Linked DNA regions of Homo sapiens: region 1 is linked to region 2. Evidence: chromatin contacts called from ENCODE Hi-C or POLR2A ChIA-PET data. All regions are on one chromosome and are shown on one strand. Each heading gives the region's core, a stretch centred on a gene start or an enhancer-like site at or near the end of the contact. The rest is flanking DNA. Distances are from core to core; before and after follow the strand shown. Region 1 has its middle 60 kb from the start of OLFML3. Region 2 has its middle 71 kb from the start of SYT6.

Region 1 (5,248 bases), core at 128-2,627, 41 kb after region 2:
TGAAAGGCAAGGATAGGGCTGTAAGAATAGGTCGAGTCTACCAGGGGGCCGACTGATCTAGAAAATTTATCATAAAAGAGATGATTCTTGACCTGAGTCTTATAAGGTGATGATGTGTTAACTAGACAGGCAGATAAAATGAACCAAAGTATGAGCAGACCAAGATTATAGAAATTAAAAGGTAAGGTAGAGAAAAGGTGAGTGAGGATAAGAATAAGCCAGTTGGTGTTGGGTCAGGTGGAGATGCCTAAAGGGGGACTGGATTTCCTTAAAAGCACAGAACTACCTTGAAGATGTTCCTGCTGCTCCTGAGGCCAGGTCATGCAGCTTCCTTACACCTGTGTCTTCTGACCACCCCACACTCCTTCAAATAAAGAGAATAATGGATTCCAGGCACCCACAATGTAGCCACTCTCCATATACTCCATATGTTCTCAGGCCAGCCCTGCCTCAAATTCCTGGGCAACTCTGTTTATTCTTTAAAACTCAGCTTGGACATCAGATCCTTTCTTGACTCCACTGTACCCCTATAGCCCTGAATCACATGCCTTTCCTCTGTCCTCCGGATACCCATATCCATCTCTACTGTAGCATTCTTTGAGTTCCAATTATTGATATTCTTATCTGTTACCGTTACACTGAGAACTCTCTGAAGATTGGGGAAAAAATTAATTACCCATTCATTTAACAAATATATGTTGAGTGTTATGTGCCACACATTGTTCTGGACATTGGAGACATAAAAATGAATAAGGAAGACAGAGTTCTTGCTCTCATGGAGCAATTGTTGGATGGATGGATGGATGGATGGATAGATGGTTTGGTAGTTGGGTGTGTGGATGGAAGGATGAGAGGGTGGAAAATGGATGGATGGAGAGATGGATGGATAGATGCATGTATGAGTAAATACATGGATGAAGCTTTGATGTGTAAAAGTCCACTATAAAGGAATAAAAGGTTTTGTCTTTGGTTAAACATTTACAGTCACCTCTTAGTCCAGACCTATCTGTATTCCTGTGTTAATTATCTATCACTATGTAACAAATTGCCCCATGACTGAGTGGCTTAAAATAATTATTACTTCACAGTTGTTGTGTGTCATGAATTTAGACAAAGCACAATGGAACACCTGGGGTCTCAGTTGGAAGCCTTGAAAGCTGGGACCTGAAATCACCAAAAGGCTTGACTGAGGGTGGAGTGCCTTCTTCCAAGGTGGCTCACTCACATGGTCATGGCAAGTTGGTTACTGCTGATGAGTGCCTCTCCATGGAGCTTCCTGAGTGTCCTCATGACATGGCAGTTGGCTTGTCCCTGAGTGAACAGTCCAGGAGGGAGCAGGGCAGAAGAAGCAATGCCTGCTATGACGTAGCCTCAAAAGCCACAGACCATCACTCTCACCACATTCTAGTCATTAGAAGCAAATTACTCAGACTGGTGCACATTCAAGGCAATAGGAATTACACTCCACCTTTGAAACTGTCTTCACAGGGTTCACAGGAATCACATGCTGGATTCTGGGTAGAAACATAGTTATAATAAAGTATTAATCAGCTGCACTTTGGCCACATCCTTGTAACTGAAAGTCAGGTAACACTAGTTACTGACTATTCACATCCCTCTTGCTCCCATTAGGCAGGATTTCTGACCTTAGAATCATTTTGGTTAAGAATTGCTTAAGACGTTCTGATCTTAGAATCTTTTGGTTAAGAATTGCTTAAGATGTTCTTCAGATCCTGAATTGTGAAACTACTGAAACCAACCAGTTTGAAGACTCGCCACAGAGGAACCAAACCTGAATAAGAATGCAGTTGCTTCATCTCCCTGACCCATGACTTCTCCCTGCACTCTTCAACCAGTCAATGATCCCCACACCTTGGCCCACTCCAAACCCCTCAAAATCCCCAGCTCCAAATTCCCTGGGAGGTGGATTTGAGATTTCTTCCTGTCTCCTCATTCGGCTGCCCTACAATGATTAAACTCTTTGTCCACTGCAGTGCCTGGTATCTCAGTATATTGACTTGCTGCACATTGGGCAAATGAAGCTATTAGGATTATGATTACACTTTTGATGGGAGTAGTGCCTAAGAAGTTGTGGACATATGTTAAAACAACACAATCCCTCTTCCTCAGGCCTGCAAATTAATTTGTTTTCTTTTTTCCAGCAGTCATCAACTCCTATCAGACTCCTCCCTCCACAAAATCCCCACTCAACAGTACACAGTCTTCCCAATTTAATTCCTACCAGGCTTCTCTAAACAAGAATAACCTTTGCATCTTAAGGGTTTTACCACTAATCCTTACAGAAAAGAAAAGAAAACTGGCCAGGCACGATGGCTCACACCTGTAATCCCAACACTTTGGGAGGCCAAGGCAGGCGGATCACGAGGTCAGGAGATAAAGACCATCCTGGCTAACATGGTGAAACCCCATCTCTACTAAAAATACAAAAAAAAAATTAGCCAGGTGTGGTGGCAAGTACCTGTAGTCCCAGCTACTCAGGAGGCTGAGACAGGAGAATGGCATGAACCCTGGAGGCGGAGCTTGCAGTGAGCTGAGATCTTGCCACTGCACTACCGCCTGGGTGACAGTGAGACTCCATCTCAAAAAAGAAAATGTTTTGTAGAGACAGGCTCTATGTTGCCCAGGGTGGTCTCAAACTACTGGGCTCAAGTGATTCTCCTGCCTCAGCCTCCCAAAGTGCTGGGACCACAGGCATGAGCCACTGCTGCCAGCCTTACACTCCTTCAAAAAGTCTACAAGGCTATTCGTGATGTTGCTTTGGCTCACCTCCCCTGACATCCACTTTTGACCAGAAGGAACTAGTTTCACCACCAAGATCTGTCTCACCTGTGGGCCTTTATACAAGCTGTTTGCTCCACCTGGAAAGTTTGCCTCCCCAACCACCAACCCTCATCCTGAGACTGCCTCACTCCTACTCACCTTCAGGTGTCAGTTTGGAAGTCTTCTTTTCCAGGAGTGTATGCCTGACTTCACCTCACCCCAAGCTAACGTACTGGGCTTGCTCCCACTTTCCACATGCAATTATAGTTTGCTTTATTATTTATCTATTTATGCTGTTGACAAAAAGGGCCAAACTCTGTAAACTATTTGAAGAGATATGTTCTGAGCCAAATATGAGTGACCCATAATGGCCCATGACACAGCCCCAGGAGATCCTGAGAACATGTGCCCAAGGTGGTTGGCCTACAGCTTGGTTTTATACATCTTAGGGGGACATAAGACATCAATCGATACATGTAAGCTGTACATTGGTTCAGTTCAGGAAGATGAGATGGGGCAGGGGCCTGCTTTCAGGTCACAGGTAGATTCAAAGGTTTTCTGGCAATTGGTTGAAAAAGTTTATATAAAGACCTGGAATCAATAAAAGAAGTATCTGGCTTAAGATAAGGAGCTGTGGAGACCACAGTTCTTATGCAGATGAAACCTCCAGGTAGCAGGCTTCAGAGAGAATAGGTTGTAAATGTTTCATATCAGACTTAAGATAAGGAGCTGTGGAGACCACAGTTCTTATGCAGTTGAAACCTTCAGATGGCAGGCTTCAGAGAGAATAGATTGTAAATGTTTCGTGTCAGACTTAAAGAGTCTGTTTTCTCAGTTTTAAGGTCTCTGTTTTAATGTTAATGCTGGTCAGCTGTGCCTGAATTCCAACAGGAGGAAGGTACAATGAGGCATGTCCCCCACCTCCCATCATGGCCTGAATAGTTTTTCAGGCTAATTTTGGAATGCCCTTGGCTGAAGAGAGGGTCCATCAGCCAGCTGAGAGCTTAGTGTTTTATTTTCGGTGTACAATACTGTTAAAACCTGAAGGCATAAACCAGGTGCTCTATCCTCACCACCTAACACCATGCCTGACTCATAGTACTTGCTCAGTGACATTTGCTGATTGAATTGAGGAAAGAAAAATAGCTCAGAGCAGTCTGAGGTAAGTAAGGTCTACAAAATTTATCAGGTCTAGAGAGACATGAGTATGGGAATTCGGTTAGGTGAGGAGGGTACTCACATACCCATGCCTGCCTGTCCTGGGGGCAATTGTTTAAAGGCATTTTGTTCCTGACTAGCTGCCTCACCCATTATCTTCATGTTTTTGTGTTCTTTGTATCACAAACTCCATTTAAAGGATCTCCATTTAAATTCCATTCCATTCAAAGGAATGGAATTTGTGATACAAAGAATGACACATAGCCAATCAATCAATCAATAAAGAAGAAGCAGTTCCTAAGTTGTTTACCAAGAATTTTTTTAACATAAATTCTGTCTCTTCTTTTCCTTTGGAAACCCACTTGTAACTACCACTAGTTTGAGTGTATATTCATGGCAACTTGAGTCTCTGCTGCCAGGTTGCAATCCTCAAGCTTGGCCAAATAACCTCTCAACTTGTACTAATTTTGCCTCAGCTTCTTCCTTTTAGGTCATCATGTTACAGTACGTAGCTAGGCAGACATGAGCAGGGCAGGAGAGAGGCCCCCCAACCAGAAACATCAGGCAACCATCAGGTGATGGTCAGGTGGTTGTTACACTGTTTCTCTGAAATAATAATTGATCGCAGCCAGTGCCAGGGAAAGGCAGTCTCCCAATAGATAGAAAAAACCTGAAACGTGTGATCAGCAGCTTCCCAATAAGATCTCGGGAGTTGGGCAAGTGGGCTCAAGCATGTGCACTAAGAGGCAAAATGGCAGAGTTTAACTTTCATGCACGTCCGCGTGAAGAGACCACCAAACAGGCTTTGTGTGAGCAATAAAGCTGTTTATTTCACCTGGGTGCAGGCAGGCTGAGTCCGAAAAGAGAGTCAGCGAAGGGAGATAAGGGTGGGGCTGTTTTATAGGATTTGGGTAGGTAAAGGAAAATTACAGTCAAAGAGGGCTTGTTCTCTCGCAGGCAGGAGTGGGCGTCGCAAGGTGCTCAGTGGGGGTGCTTTATGAGCCAGGATGAGCCAGGAAAAGGACTTTCACAAGGTAATGTCATCAGTTAAGGCAAGGACCGGCCATTTACACTTCTTTTGTGGTGGAATGTCATCAGTTAAGGTGGGGCAGGGCATATTCACTTCTTTTGTGATTCTTTAGTTACTTCAGGCCATCTGGGCGTATACGTGCAGGTCACAGGGGATGCGATGGCTTGGCTCGGGCTCAGAGGCCTGACAATAACCTTCTAGAAACATTTGAGTGGCAAGAGAAGAATGCCTCAAGTAAGCATGTGTACAACTGCAGTAAACACACTGCATATGTGGCCC
Region 2 (5,921 bases), core at 2,834-5,333:
CATTATCTCCTATTCTGTGGGCTGCATTTTAACACTGTTGACCATGTTGTTTGAGGCACAAAAGCTTTTAATTCTGATGAAGTCCAATTTGTCTTTTTTCTTCTGTTGCTTGTGCCTTTGTATCCAGTAAATCATCACCAAATTCAATGTCATGAAGATTTCCTCTGTTTTCTTCTAAGAGTTGTATAGGTTTAGCTCTTTACATTTAGGCCTTTGATCCATTTTGAGTTAGTTTTTCCATATACTCTAAGGTAAGGGTCCTACTTTATTCTTTTGCTTGTGGGTATCCAGTTTTCCCATCATCATTTGTTGAAAAGACTGTCCTTTCTCCCATTGAATGGTCCTGATACTCTTGTCAAAAATCATTTGACCATATATGCAAGGGTTTATTACTAAACTCTCTGTTCTAATTATTTGGTCTATATGTTTGTCTTCATGCCAGTTCCATACTGTTTTGATTACTGTAGCTTCGAAGTAAGCTTTGAAATCAGGAAGAATGAGTCCTTCAACTTTGTTCTTTTTCAAAATTGTTTTGGCTATGTAGGGTTCCCTGAGATTCCATATGAATTTTGGAATGAATTTTTCAATTTCTTTAAAAAACATCATTGGGATTTTAATAGAAATTGTCTTGAATCTGTGGGTTACTTTGGGTAACATAGGCAGGAACCCAACTCTTGAAGACACTATAATCACTCCACAAGGTGCCATTTGCTGACATTCTGTCCATAAATCCACCTCTGCTCTGAGAACCCTCCTGATATACACATGTTGTGATCCTTGGTACAGAACCAAGTACATGTGGAAGTCAAACCTAGCTAACCAGACCTTTTACACTAAACTCAACTCTTACCAAGTCCCTGTGAAAGTCATCTCCCACAACTGCAAGTGTCCTGGCCCAATTCCTAACCCGACAACAGAACTCAATCCTGAAGCCCAGCTTCTCTCTCCTGCGCTACCTCAGCCCCAGAATGCTCAAGAACTTCAACTGGGCTTACTCACATTATGGCAGGCTCACCTCTTTTTCTACATACACATGGGTATTTACTCATCTATTCACTCAAAACACATGTGTTGAGCATCTAAGGTATATCAGGTATCATGTTAGAGATGAGGACATGCAAATTTAATAATAATAATAACTAACATATACTAAGCAGTTACTATATGCCAGGCATTGTTCTAAGTGCTTTACATGCAAAATCTCATCTAATTCTCCCTCCAGCCCTAAGAGGGTAAAGAGCTTGCCCAAGATCATGAAACTGAACCCAGGTAATTAAATCCCAGAGCTCACATGCTTAAGCATGATGCTAAACTGCCTTCTAATAAAACATAGCTCTTTAAGGAGCTCACAATTCAGAGGAGACAAACGAAGAAATAGAAAATTACTCTGTAATATGGTAAAACCAAACCTTGAGAAATACCTGAGATTTAAGACATCCTAGAGAAGGATTACCTAACCCAGACAACTATGCATATCCCTTCATGGTGTACCCCTAAATGTACCTTCTGAAACCCCAGCCTCATCCCTTCCAGGAGAGGGTCCCGTGATGGCCTCTTTGAGAACCATCAGTCATCCATACTAATTTGATCCCCCATATCAATTACTCCTCCAGGAGCAGCTAAAGAGTTGTGGGATCTGCCTATCAAACCCAACCCTAGCCAGTAAACCCAAATGACAATGATGCAAATGATGGACAATGCAAGGAAGAATGAAGTCAGTATAACTTCACAGCTCTACTGAAAAGCAGTGTTGAGCTTCAAAAAGGCAGGAGAGCTCATCACGCTGTTACAATATGCAGCTCCAGACAAAACCTGAGCCATGAGACTTGACGAAAAAGGAAATTTGGTGATGAGCTGATGAGCTGCCACAGGAGAGGGCAGACAATACGGAGGGTTCAGAGGAACCCTGCAAACTCAGGCACTCCCACAGGCTAGCTCAGCTCTCCTGCCTCCTTGCATCTCTTTCCTTTCAGTACCAGAGTTGTGAATCACCTCCTGCAGCAATCTCACCTGAGGGCAACCAACTCACAGTAAATTAGTACTGGGGAAAGGAATGGAGGAGATATGTGACTCTTTTCCCTGAGGTGGCTCTTTTTTCCACACAGTTTGGGGAAGTTTGGTGACACATCAGAGATTATCCAGAGATACACAGAGCACCAATGTGGGCAGATGCCCCAGGCTTTCGTGAGCCATGTAGCATTTCTGCTTTTCTCTGTGGCTTCACCTTACAGTCTGTACCTAGGCTAGGCCTGTGGGAACATTTCAGGCTGGAGCAATAAGGAATGAAACCTGGGGCTAGAAATTCTGTTTGTGGAAATGTGAGTCCCTGAGATGACAGAGGACTTGCTAATCACAGTTGAAAGGGCTATGGCCCTTTGTACCATGGTCTTTCATCTCTCTGGAAAAATTACCAACAATGACACACAGCAGTTAAAATGGATTGTGAAATCAAAGAGCCAGACAAACTTCACACATTGTCTTCCTTAAATTACTAAGAACTTTCTTTGCCGAATGATACAAATATACCTGACTTACTGTGCAGAGAGATTCCTCATCTGCCTTCTAGATGCTAACCTGTAGCTGTCCTCCTGCACCTGGCTCTCCCTCTCCCTGACAAGGAAGTAAGGGCCAGAGGGGGGTGTGAAATTGTATTCTTCAGTTTATTTAATCCCTGTGGCTACCTAGCACGTGAAAATAGATTTGCCTCTTTGACACCAATACATTTGGTAAGCTCAAGAGCCTAGAGGCAGAAGACCTGGGTTAAATTCTGGCTCCTTGAGCCTCCCCAGTCTGCCCTGGATGGATCACTTATCCTCTCTGAGCCTCACTTCCCTCATCTGTAAAACAGGGGGATGACAACTTTCATGGCAGTGGTCAGGCTCGGCTTCTGACCCCATTGTGAGAGCATCCTGCAGCCTAGCTGCCTGGACAGTCTCCTCTTTCTCTGAAGGCCCCTGCTCAGCCTTTACAACCGGGTAACTTGTGCTGCTCTTAAGCCTGGAGATGGTGGCAGGAAGCACAGAGGGGGGTGTAAGGAATAAATCAAGTGGCTGGGTAATTAATTTAGAATAACTTAAGCACTGAATGTGGAAGAGAAACAAAAGTGATGACATTTAATGAATGTGTCAGTTGATATCTCACTCATTCCAGCTGTCTTTTAAAATGTCAAATATCCCCTTCCTTTTCCTTGCAGCTGGAAGGTACATGCTAAAAACAACAATTCTGTCCCAGTAGGTTAGCACAGGCACATAATTCAGAAGCAGGACGTCCTAGAGGCTGTAGGAACAGGAGACTATGCCCATCACCCTAGACAGCTGGACGCTGCAGCTGCTCCTTGCGCCCCACACCAGGCCACTCTCCTAGCTCTTCAGCTACCTTCTTGCTATCAACCATAAAAAAACACACAAGACGTCGATGCCAAGAGAAAGACAGTCAGTGTGCTTTAGGGTCCTTTCCCCTGTTTGTGTCTCTTCAAACTTCTCAGGGCTTGAAAGTTTTCGAGAGAAAACCTTAGCTGAACTCCAGGGAGAGAGAAAGCCAGGAGACGGTTGCCCCAGAGAACTCCAGGCTCAGGCATTTCCATTCTGAGCTGATTGGCCCTTGGCTCAGTCTTCTATAAATACCAGATACTGCTTCAGAGACAAACCAGGGGAACAAGCCAGCTGGATTTTCACTTTGGGGGAAAATGTCAAGCCAAGCGGCACCAAACACTTTTCATCTCAAACTCCAACTCTTACCCCCTAAAGGGAGCTTCCTCACTTTCAGCCACAGCTGAGCAGCCGCCTCTTCAACCTCACAGGGTGCTGAGCTACAAGGAGGAAGAGCCGCTAAAGAGCAAGCAAAAAACTGGCCAGTGGTCAGACAACCCAGAAGCAGAAGTGACCTCGGCAGTCCGAAAAGTTCCAGCAACCCGAGCTTATTGACCCGAGAGCAGCTTCTGGCTTGAGGAGCAGAGAGGGCCGTGGTCTTCTAGGCCATCTGGGGAGAGGCGCAGAGTGAGCTAGTGTGGGACAACTATGAACAGCTCAGCTTTGGCCAAGCACAGCCGTTCAGGGAAGACACAGTGACAGGTCAGAGCAGAGGCCACCCTTCCACTGTCCAGTTTAGAGCCAGGTTGTGCCGGGAGTCCATACCAGCCCCTCAGGCAAAGGCGGAGCTCCACTGCCTCAGTGCTCCCTTACTGAAGGAGCAGAGCCCAACCATGCCGACGCTCACCCCTGCTGACCTGCTCACCGATGCTCAAAGTCAATGGCTTCTTAAAGGACGTGTTTCCAACCCATATTCTCCTCGGCTGCCAAAGTGCCTCTGGCAGCCAATCAGCCCCTCCCTCCTGGAGGTTCTCTCCTTTTCTGACTCAAGGATCCTGCATGAGATCCAGCTTTGCTGCCATCCTGACTATTCTGCACACCTCCTCAGTGAGAAGGCTCCTCCAGCCCTCCACCCTCTCCCAGCACACTCTTACCCCCACTCACCTCCACCTCCACTTCACCCACTGCCTCCACGCCAGGGCTGACCTGCGTCCCCAGCTACCATTATTCTTCTGAGCACCAGGCCCAAATTGTCACCTGCCGTTAGACAAGGCCCTGAGATATCCTGCCACAACCTAAACCCAACATATCCTTCAGAGCTGCTCCTCAGCCTCTGCAGACTTCAGCAGCATTGTCCCATCAGTTTAACCCTTGACTCCCCTCTCTCCCTCAATCCGCCAGCGTGTCCCATTTACTTATTCTGTGTTGTCTCCTTCTTCTTATCTCACTGCCCCACTCTCTCTGGGCCCTCACTACTTCCCACTACTGTTATCTCTCCTACTAGAATTTCAACTTCTCACCCTCCTCTGTGCCAATTGAGAGATTAAAAACTCTAATACCTTCTGGGGCTAAGCAGGTGTAAATGTGTGAGGCTGTAAAACAAACGTAGAGTTGTAGGTTGTGGGAACTGGAAGGTGAAAGCTCTATTTAAAGACATTCAAATGCAAATTAAAAAAAAAAAAAAGGCTGGGCACAGTGGCTCATGCCTGTAATCCCAGTACTTTGGGAGGCCAAGGTGGGTGGATCACTTGAGGTCAGGAGTTCGAGATCAGCCTGACCAACATGGTGAAATCACATCTCTACTAAAAATAAAAAAAAAAAAAAATAGCCGGATGTGGTGGCAGGCACCCGTAGTCCCAGCTACTTGGGAGGCTGAGGCAGGAGAATCACTTGAACCCAGGAGGTGGAGGTTACAATGAGCCGAGATCGTGCCATTGCACAACAGCCTGGGCAACAAGAGCAAAACTCCGTCTGAAAAAAAAAATTTTTAATTTAAAAATTTTTTTTGAAAAGCTAACACTGTTGGCCAAACTAATAAGATTCAGCCCCTGGACAACTGCTTCTGAACCCCTAAAAAGCTGTTCTCCACTTCCCTAGTAATTTATTCATCCTAAAACCTTTGCCAGGCATCCCACTATTACTCATAATTTTTTACTAACTCCCCTTTTGCCCACAGAAGGAGAAAGGAATGATTAATGTTTGCATAGAGCTTTAAAAATTACCAAGCACTTTGCCTTACATGAAACTGACAATGCATTAATCTGGTGTTCAAAACACTTCATGGGTCTTCAGCACCCGTTTCTATGGCCAAATGCAACACCCTCCTCTCACCATGCTTTGTTTATACTCTGTATCTTCAGGATACCCTCCCTAGTCTCAGGAAACCTAATCCCACTTATTCTTGGGGCCTAACTACAGCCTCTCCTGAAAAGCCTTCCAGAAGAGCCCTGCAGGGGATAGTGCTTTTCCCTCCCATACCTTGAGCCGGTGCTGGGCACACTCCCTTATTAGAAGCTGGTGTCCTATTTCTTTCGTGCCCTTTCTCGCCTGGCTCCCTCCCGCTGCCCTGCACATCCAGGTGCCCCATCATGGGGAGCCTGTCAGAGAGGAGGC

Evidence for each region. A loop is a pair of places that touch in the nucleus more often than their neighbours do. ChIA-PET counts read pairs that join two places held with the same protein, here RNA polymerase II (POLR2A).
Region 1: a map of psoas muscle shows a loop between it and region 2 (2.0-fold over the local background). The contact joins two enhancer-like sites. A Hi-C loop is called at or near these places in 3 of 168 maps with a recorded cell type or tissue (CD4-positive, alpha-beta T cell, PC-3 and psoas muscle). POLR2A ChIA-PET finds 5 or more read pairs at or near these places in 2 of 52 experiments (H1 and activated CD4-positive, alpha-beta T cell).

What each region holds. Positions count from the first base shown.
Region 1 is chr1:114,036,985-114,042,232 of GRCh38, reverse strand. No RefSeq gene overlaps it. Among named protein-coding and RNA genes, the nearest start is that of OLFML3, 60 kb to the right of the region's middle. RefSeq lists enhancers at 3,442-4,024, 4,609-5,191. Within about 2 kb of position 1,377, at least 2 of the 41 ENCODE cell types and tissues checked have a DNase peak (open chromatin) inside an H3K27ac peak, as active enhancers do.
Region 2 is chr1:114,079,576-114,085,496 of GRCh38, reverse strand. No RefSeq gene overlaps it. Among named protein-coding and RNA genes, the nearest start is that of SYT6, 71 kb to the left of the region's middle. Within about 2 kb of position 4,083, at least 9 of the 41 ENCODE cell types and tissues checked have a DNase peak (open chromatin) inside an H3K27ac peak, as active enhancers do.